Linked DNA regions of Homo sapiens: all the other regions are linked to region 3. Evidence: chromatin loops called from intact Hi-C (ENCODE). Cell type or tissue: left lung. All regions are shown on one strand. Region 1 overlaps UNC80 (unc-80 subunit of NALCN channel complex). Region 2 overlaps KANSL1L (KAT8 regulatory NSL complex subunit 1 like). Region 3 overlaps ACADL (acyl-CoA dehydrogenase long chain).

Region 1 (2,500 bases), 220 kb after region 3:
CTACTGCCCAGATTCTCTGGAATGACCTACTTTCCTCATCTTCCTCATCAGTCCGACTCAGGGTGTCCTGCGAAGCCTGCTGGGATGGCTCACTGTCCTGCTCCCAGACAGTGCCCGTGCCCGTGTTAGAGCGGGACATGGTGGCCAAGCTCAGGCGGTAAGCAGAGGTGGAGGTGCCCACGGTACTGATGGATGTCTTGCCTTGGTAGGCTAGAGGATGCGAGAGACCAAAGGAAATGCATGGTGAGAATCTTAAATGTCCACTTCAAAGTCCTCCCTGACCACTTGTATTTTTTAGGAAAGGTTAGTTAAATAATGTGTCCCAGACAAATGATCTTTATAACAAAGTTGCAAATGAAAGTGGGGATTTTTTATTTTAAAGAATCAATATTGGCCACTGATATAATTAAATAGTTCCCTTGCCAGAACATAACATCTGTAACAATATTAAATGCTTTGACATTGTTGCCTTTCTTATTGGTTTTCTATTTTATTTTCCAAGGTTGGTAGGATGCAAATTAAATTTGACCTGAATTGTAGCTTCCAACTTGGCAATTTTTACTAAGAAATATATCTTATCTGACACAAGCATATCAAAGTAATAAATAAGTTGTCTGATGTGAACCCCGCGATGCATAATCAAAACTGTTCTTATTCTCATTTTCTGGAAATTACAACCTATAAAATATCCCTCAGTTCTATGTCAGGTTATTTTATTACAAAGTAGAATATTTGAATGATAATGTGTAAACTTCACCAGGATTATACCTGTCAATTTTTTGTTTTTACCACATTGTCTGCAAAGAACAATAAAAGCTTTCAAAAGAAAGCAAATAACCCTTCCCTCCCACAAAAAAGAAAACCTATCACATATTACATTTTACTTGTGGGTAATGACTGCCCTCTAATGGCAAATAATGATTTATTTTCCTTCCTCAGTAATTTGCTGCTAATACATAGTTATAAGAAAGAAAGCAATGTACTCTCAAAGAATACCTTTAGAATAATGTAAAGAAAGTACCTCCTAGTTTGCCAGCTCTAAGGGAATCCTTCCCCTTCCAATGTGTGAAAAGTTAAAGTTAAAGGCTTTATAAATCAATCACAGAGATCTGGCTGAAAAATCCCCTTACAATAATCACTTTCTATGTGACAGTAGTAAGTTATTTACTTGTAAATTATTTATCTATTTTCTACTGTGTCTGTTTCCTCATTTTTTACAGGGACTTTCAATTATATACCTTGAAGGTATTTGTATAGATTAAAGGAAATAATCTACCATAAAATAGAAGCTCAATAAATGAATGTCCCCCTTCTCTTTTTCCAAAAGGAAATAAAGGTAATGATTTAAACCATTTTTCTTCCAATTAAATACTCAAGAAAGAGATTAACTACTAAAATGAAGATTAAAAAATATATAGAAAAGGAAAACTAAATTCTTATGATATCCTTTTGATTTCTATTTTGTTACTGACAAAAGAGGAAGTCAAATCTAGTGGTGGTCAAATGGCTAACTTATTAGAAATGGTCAAATCTAACAGTGTACCAAAATGGCTAACATATTCATAGTTCCAAAAAGTGTGGTGACCTGGACAGAGGGATTCTTTGTAGGCTGTGAGTTCCATTAGTCAAACAAATTCACAACACTCTCATGCACACTCACCTGATCCACTATGAACTGCCTCTTTTAGAATTTTTAGTTCACTGTTGAACTCAGCAATGAGCGAGCTCTTACACAAAGGGCGTGGTATGAAGCGCCGCTCCAGCTGGTCGGCAATATGTTGCCGGGCGGAAAGCTCTTCATGATTCTCTGCTGGTTGGGCCAGCAGCTGAAAGGAAGGCATAACATTCTCAGGGCCTCAATTTTCCATCCATAAAATGGGCTAATTGCTGTACCTATTTCATTGTTGTGAGGAATAAATAAGGTAATGCATGTGATGTTCCTAGAACGGCACTTTACACAGGAAGTGCTTAATAATTACATCGTTTTAAATCACTGCCCTAAGAAACTGAGGCATGAAAAGACCAAGTGTAGATGGGTACCGAGGGTCTTGGAGGAAAAACATACGTTAAGTATCCTATGTTTTTCTTATGTTTATTTAAAATCAGATCTCAGTCATGTCACTGAAGATAGAAGATTCTCCAAACTATTCCACTGGACCAATCTTTTGGGTGGGTAGAGTGGGGGATGATTAGTAGGGAGCGGGCAAAGTTTTACAGACTCCAACAAAGCTCTTACTGTGAAGGCATTTCTAGTGTGAAATTTTTATCCTCTGGAATATATTTTTGGGCGGTTTTCTCATCAAGCATGGTATTAACAGGCCCTACTAACTGGCAACAGTAGGTACCATGAGCACTCCTGCCATATTCCTGCCTCAGTAGAGAGCCACACATTCATTTGAGCTTGCCACTTTCAGGAGGAGAAGCACACACCACACCTTGCACTGGATGAAAGGGCGCAAAAGCACAAAGATGGGTATTCGGGTCCGCACGATGAAGTCGA
Region 2 (2,500 bases), 130 kb after region 3:
CCTCAGCTTATCTCCCATATTGTCACCCCAATAATTATTTACCTTTCTAAACTTAATTTAAATGTCATTTCTCTCAGGAAGCCTTCCTTGACATGCCCAGAATGGTATATATATTGTTATAGCACCCTGTTTTAACCTTGCTGAGCTGGAATTTATTATACTATTTTATAATCATTTCTTTTCTGACTTTTCAGAAAAAAGTGTGTTATGTTTTCAGAGAATAGGGGCTGTATCTTTTTATTTCCAGATCTGCAGGGCCTTGAAGAGTACCTGTCTGATAGAATGTGCTCAGTAAATAATTGTTTAATGTGTTAAAGAATTAACGAAGTGGAACATAGGAAAATATTTAAAAGGCAATAGAGAATTGGAACTGTGTGTGTGTGTGTGTGTGTGTGTGTGTGTGTTTGTGTGTTTCCTAGATTTGCCTACTGCAGTGGTCTAGAATAGTGATATTCCATATCCCATAGAACTTTCTTTTTTTTCTTTATGGAAAGTCTTGAGAACCATAGAACTTTCTGTAATGATTCAAATGCTCTATAAATCTATACTGTCCAATATGGTAGCTCCTAGACACATGTAGCTATTGAGCACATGAAACATGGCTTATGTAATTGAGGAACTGAGTTTTTTTTTTCTTTTCCATTTTTTTTTTTAGACATCTCGCTATGTTGCCCAGGCTGGTCTTGAACTCCTGGGCTCAAGTGATCCTCCTGCCTTAGCCTCCCAAAGTGCTGGGATTACAGGTGTGAGCTACTGTGCCCATCCTGAATATTTAATTTATTTTGTTTTTATTTTAATTTAAGTAGCCACACATGGGTAATTGCTACCAAACTGGACAGCACAGATGTAGACTCAGACTTATCCTGATAAGTAATCAGTATGTCTGGAACTCATATTTTGTTTTCTAATACCATTTCCTACTAAAAGGAATCGGGGATTTCTGGAGAAATGGCTGGTCTCCAGGGCTGGGGAAGAAAAGGTATGATTATCCTGGAACATCGTAATGTTAACAGAAAGCAAGGAAGTGTTTAAAAAAATGATAAAGACATGTTGAAAGAACACAGAAGCTAGCTTGAAGAGGCCCCTAGTGGCCAAATCTAGGACTATTTGGCATCAAAATAAATAAGGACAATATTGAACCATTGAAAAAATAGGAACTCATGAGTCCATACTGATGATAGATAAATTGGTGAAAAGGAAAACTTTTCCATATGCTAGGATGCTGATTAATAAATGTGGAATAAACAGTCAAATTAGAGAATCATTTTGCAATCATCATAGTAAAGATTGATTGGACAAGAATCATTAATGGGTATAACTCTGGGGTCAGGATTGAGGAGAGGTTTGATGAGGAACAAGATTTGCATGATCTTAAAGCAGGGGTCCCCAGTCCCCTGGTCACAGACCAGTACTGGTCCGTGGCATGTTAGAAATAGGTCACACAGCAGGAGGTGAGCAGCAGCTGAGCGAGCATTACCGCCTGAGCTCTGCCTCCTGTCAGATCAGTGGCGGGAACTCACGGGAACTCAAACCCTATTGTGAACTGTGCATCTGAGGTATGTAGGTTGTGTGCTCCTTATGAGAATCTAAAGCCTGATGATTTGAAGTGGAACAGTTTCATCCTGAAACCATCTCCCCATCTCCTACACCCCCAATCTCCTGTCTGTGGAAAAATTGCTTTACATGAAACTGGTCCCTGTTGCCAAAAAAGTTGGGGACTGCTGTCTTAAAGTGCCTCCTGCCAGTTGCCAGGGGGCATATAGTAACTATATATACAGAAACAAACAATACTTTGCCTGAGTGATCAAAACTACTGTCACCTGTGAGGGAGGATAACACTGTGTAGTATTCTGACTAGAAATGTATAACCTGAATTTAATCATGAGTAAATATCAGACAAAGCCAAAATCAGACATACAGTATTAAAAAACAACTGGCCAGTATTCTTTTAAAAATGTCAATGTCATGAAAGCCAAGAAAGGCTAAGGACTTGTTTTAGATTGAAAGAGACACTAAAAAGATACATGACAACTAAATGAATATATGATCTAGAGCAGAATTCTTTTCAAGGGAAAAAAAATTATTGGGACAATTGAGGAAACTAGACTATTGATGGTAGATTAGACAAAATATTTTATTAATGTTGAATTCCCTGAATATTATTGTTTTTGCAGTTATGTAAGAAAATATCCTTATTCTATGAAATACACATTGAAATATTAAGGGTAAAATGGCTAAGGCATCCATTGTATATAATAAATAAACTTCCCTTCTGGAATGGTACCAGCCATGTGCAACCAAAAAGAGAGGGGAGTGAAATATTTAAAATATTGAAAAGCAAAAACAAACGCTGTAGTGGGCAGAATTGTGTCTCCCCACCACCACCCTGAAAGATATGTCTATGTCCTAACTCCTGGTTCCTAGGAATGTAACTGTTATGGGTTGAACTGTGTCCCTAAGAACTCTTATATTGACGTTCTAACAGCTAGCACCTTAGAAT
Region 3 (2,500 bases):
CAAAATATCAATAATTTCCCATTGAGAAAAACTGACATATATGATTTTTTCCTTTTTGGTTCACTGAACAAATATATATTGATTGCCTCCTAAGGGTAATGTGTTCAACTGTAATTTGATGGGTGTAACTCTAGAAACACATACTACGCTCCTGGCAATATGAAGGAAGTGTTACCACTTGATATCACTCTGATTTTCTCAACTGTACCCAAAGTGGAATGAGTATCATTTGCTTCTGAAATCCAACCACCACCACTTAAACATCAAAAATGTTTACTAAAACACTTATACCAAGGCCAGGCATAGTGGCTCACACCTGTAATCCCAGCACGTTGGGAGGCCTAGGCAGGCAGATTGCTTGAGCCCAGGACTTTGAGACCAACCTGGACAACGTGGCAAAACCTCATCTCTACAAAAAATACAAAAATTAGCCAGGTGTGGTGGTGTGTGTCTGTAGTCTCAGCTACTCAAGAGGCTAAGGTGGGAGGATCGCTTGAGCCCTGGAGGCAGATGTTGCAGTGAGCTGAGATCTCACTATTGTACTCTAGCCTGAGTGACATAGCAAGACCCTGTCTCCCTGCTCCCCACAAAAATGAATACAAAAACAAAAATATACCTTTAGCCTTATTTTGGCTAAAGGTATAACAGTTGAACCAAAAGACATGTTTCCATTCCTTTGGAAATCTACATTTCCTGTGTTTATGAACTTAATACTAGATTACAACAAGGATGACTATATTATTACCCAGATTGCCTGAATGGCTCAGAAGGCATGTAATTTGACATTTAACCATGAAGGAAATAGGAAAGTGGTCCATATTGTTTTCTCATAGGGGAAAAATATTCTTTTAAAATATATATTTATTGTATTTTAATAGCAAAAAATAAATAACTTTAATCATTCCTTTTTAAAGAAGTATCATTTTATTGTTGCCTTCTTTCAAAGTTAGTTCCCTAAACTTTCAGTAGGTGGCAGTAGCATTCTACTTCCACAGGTCACATTATTGATAGCTAGTAGTATTGTTTTCCAAGTAAGTTTATATGTTCTGAGATTTCTGAGATATGTCTTCTGATCTTCCTATTTTATCTAAATAAATATATTTGAATAATATTTTCATATTTCAAGCTAGGAGTATATTCAGAGATGATGAATAACCGATACTGTACATACCTATACCTTGTATTCAAGAGCTGGGTACACTATGGATCTAGTTATTCAATTGAAATAGAAGAGCTTTAAATGTTACAATATACTTGGCCACATGTCATTTTATAACTATATAACTATTCAGTTTCCATTCTCTTTGTTATCCTTGAATTTTGGACATTTTGGGGCTTTCTGACCAGTTGAAATGCATGTCACAAAATTTATTTTCTTTTTAGAATAGAAACCTACGTATGGATGTAGCAATAATTATTAGGATTTTTAAAATCTATGCTCTCCATAGTTTATGTCGATCTTATGGTTTTTTGCGGAATAGACAATAAAACAGTAAAATCCAGATGTTAAATAATAATGGATATTATTGCTTGACTGCTCCCTATCTGCCAGACACTGCTAAGTGAATGGTCTCATTCTTTTTCTTCACAAATCTATATAAGTATTTTAATTATTTTTATTTTACAGTTAAGGAAATTAAGGTATAGAGAGGTTAAGTAACTTGCCCCAAATTACACATATATTCTAATTCCAGAACCTACACTCTTTACCTATATACTGTTATTACTGCCCAGAAGTGCAAAGCAGATGGGCCTTTTTTCTTTTCCTATTTCCTTCACTCAGTGGGCAACGAAGTGAAAATGGAATGTTTTTTCTAATCTAATGAGAGCTCTTGGTTAGTCATTTCCTGTGTGGTATGTGTTCTTAATTCTAAGGGCATAAAGAATTAGGGAGAGGAATAGAGAGGAAAAAAATAATACTTCTTCTTGACATGTGTCTAAAATGGGAATATCCAGTTTTTAAGACCTTGAGCATGGGACTAATTAACTATCAAATAGCAAACCTAGTGTGTTTCATTTTATATTTTAACCATAATATGTGAGAGCAACTGATGCTGTTGTTTAAATGAATACTGGGCTAGATAACCTCTCCAAGGTGTTCTCCATTTCCATAATTCTAAGAATTCTGTCATTCAGAACTCTGAAAAAGACTCCATCCAGCCCACTTAGTAACTTCAGAATAATTTTTAATGCTAGCTGCAGTATTATTTATTAACAAATATAAATGACTTAAAAATACTGCTATGACCTTGTCGATCATTCACTAAGAGCACTTGACTAGTAATGTGTGGTCTAATTTTTAGTTGCCTTTGATTAGAGGATGATTTCAGAAAGCATAATGCAGTGTCTGCAGTGAAAAGCAAAGACCAAATCTGTTTAGTAACGCTCAACCCAATGGCAAGAATATGTAAATATTTAATCTTTTTATCCTCAGAGAGTAAATTATGTACTCTTGGAGACATTATTCTCTCAGACCTCTGGACTTCACTGAATGCACTGA

The links. Peaks named below come from ENCODE experiments on the same cell type or tissue, not always from the same donor. Only the 100,000 strongest peaks of a DNase experiment are listed, where the experiment ranks them.
Region 1: it touches region 3 in a loop (9-fold over the local background); 108 of 110 quality-filtered maps call a loop at or near these places.
Region 2: a loop joins it to region 3, with 3 times the contacts of the local background. A loop is called at or near these places in 75 of 110 quality-filtered maps.

The regions. Positions count from the first base shown.
Region 1 is chr2:209,976,239-209,978,738 of GRCh38, reverse strand. It overlaps UNC80 (unc-80 subunit of NALCN channel complex), which reads right to left. Exons shown (of 65, transcript NM_001371986.1): 57 at 2,436-2,500; 58 at 1,661-1,826; 59 at 31-210. Among named protein-coding and RNA genes, the nearest start is that of RPE, 25 kb to the left of the region's middle. In left lung, CTCF peaks have their summits at 761 and 962; no DNase peak of the experiment used is centred here.
Region 2 is chr2:210,071,679-210,074,178 of GRCh38, reverse strand. All of the region lies in intron 6 of KANSL1L (KAT8 regulatory NSL complex subunit 1 like), which reads left to right. Among named protein-coding and RNA genes, the nearest start is that of KANSL1L-AS1, 43 kb to the right of the region's middle. In left lung, a CTCF peak has its summit at 1,130 (motif pointing left); no DNase peak of the experiment used is centred here.
Region 3 is chr2:210,197,839-210,200,338 of GRCh38, reverse strand. All of the region lies in intron 8 of ACADL (acyl-CoA dehydrogenase long chain), which reads left to right. Among named protein-coding and RNA genes, the nearest start is that of ACADL, 26 kb to the left of the region's middle. In left lung, a CTCF peak has its summit at 959 (motif pointing right); no DNase peak of the experiment used is centred here; H3K27ac peaks cover 820 bases.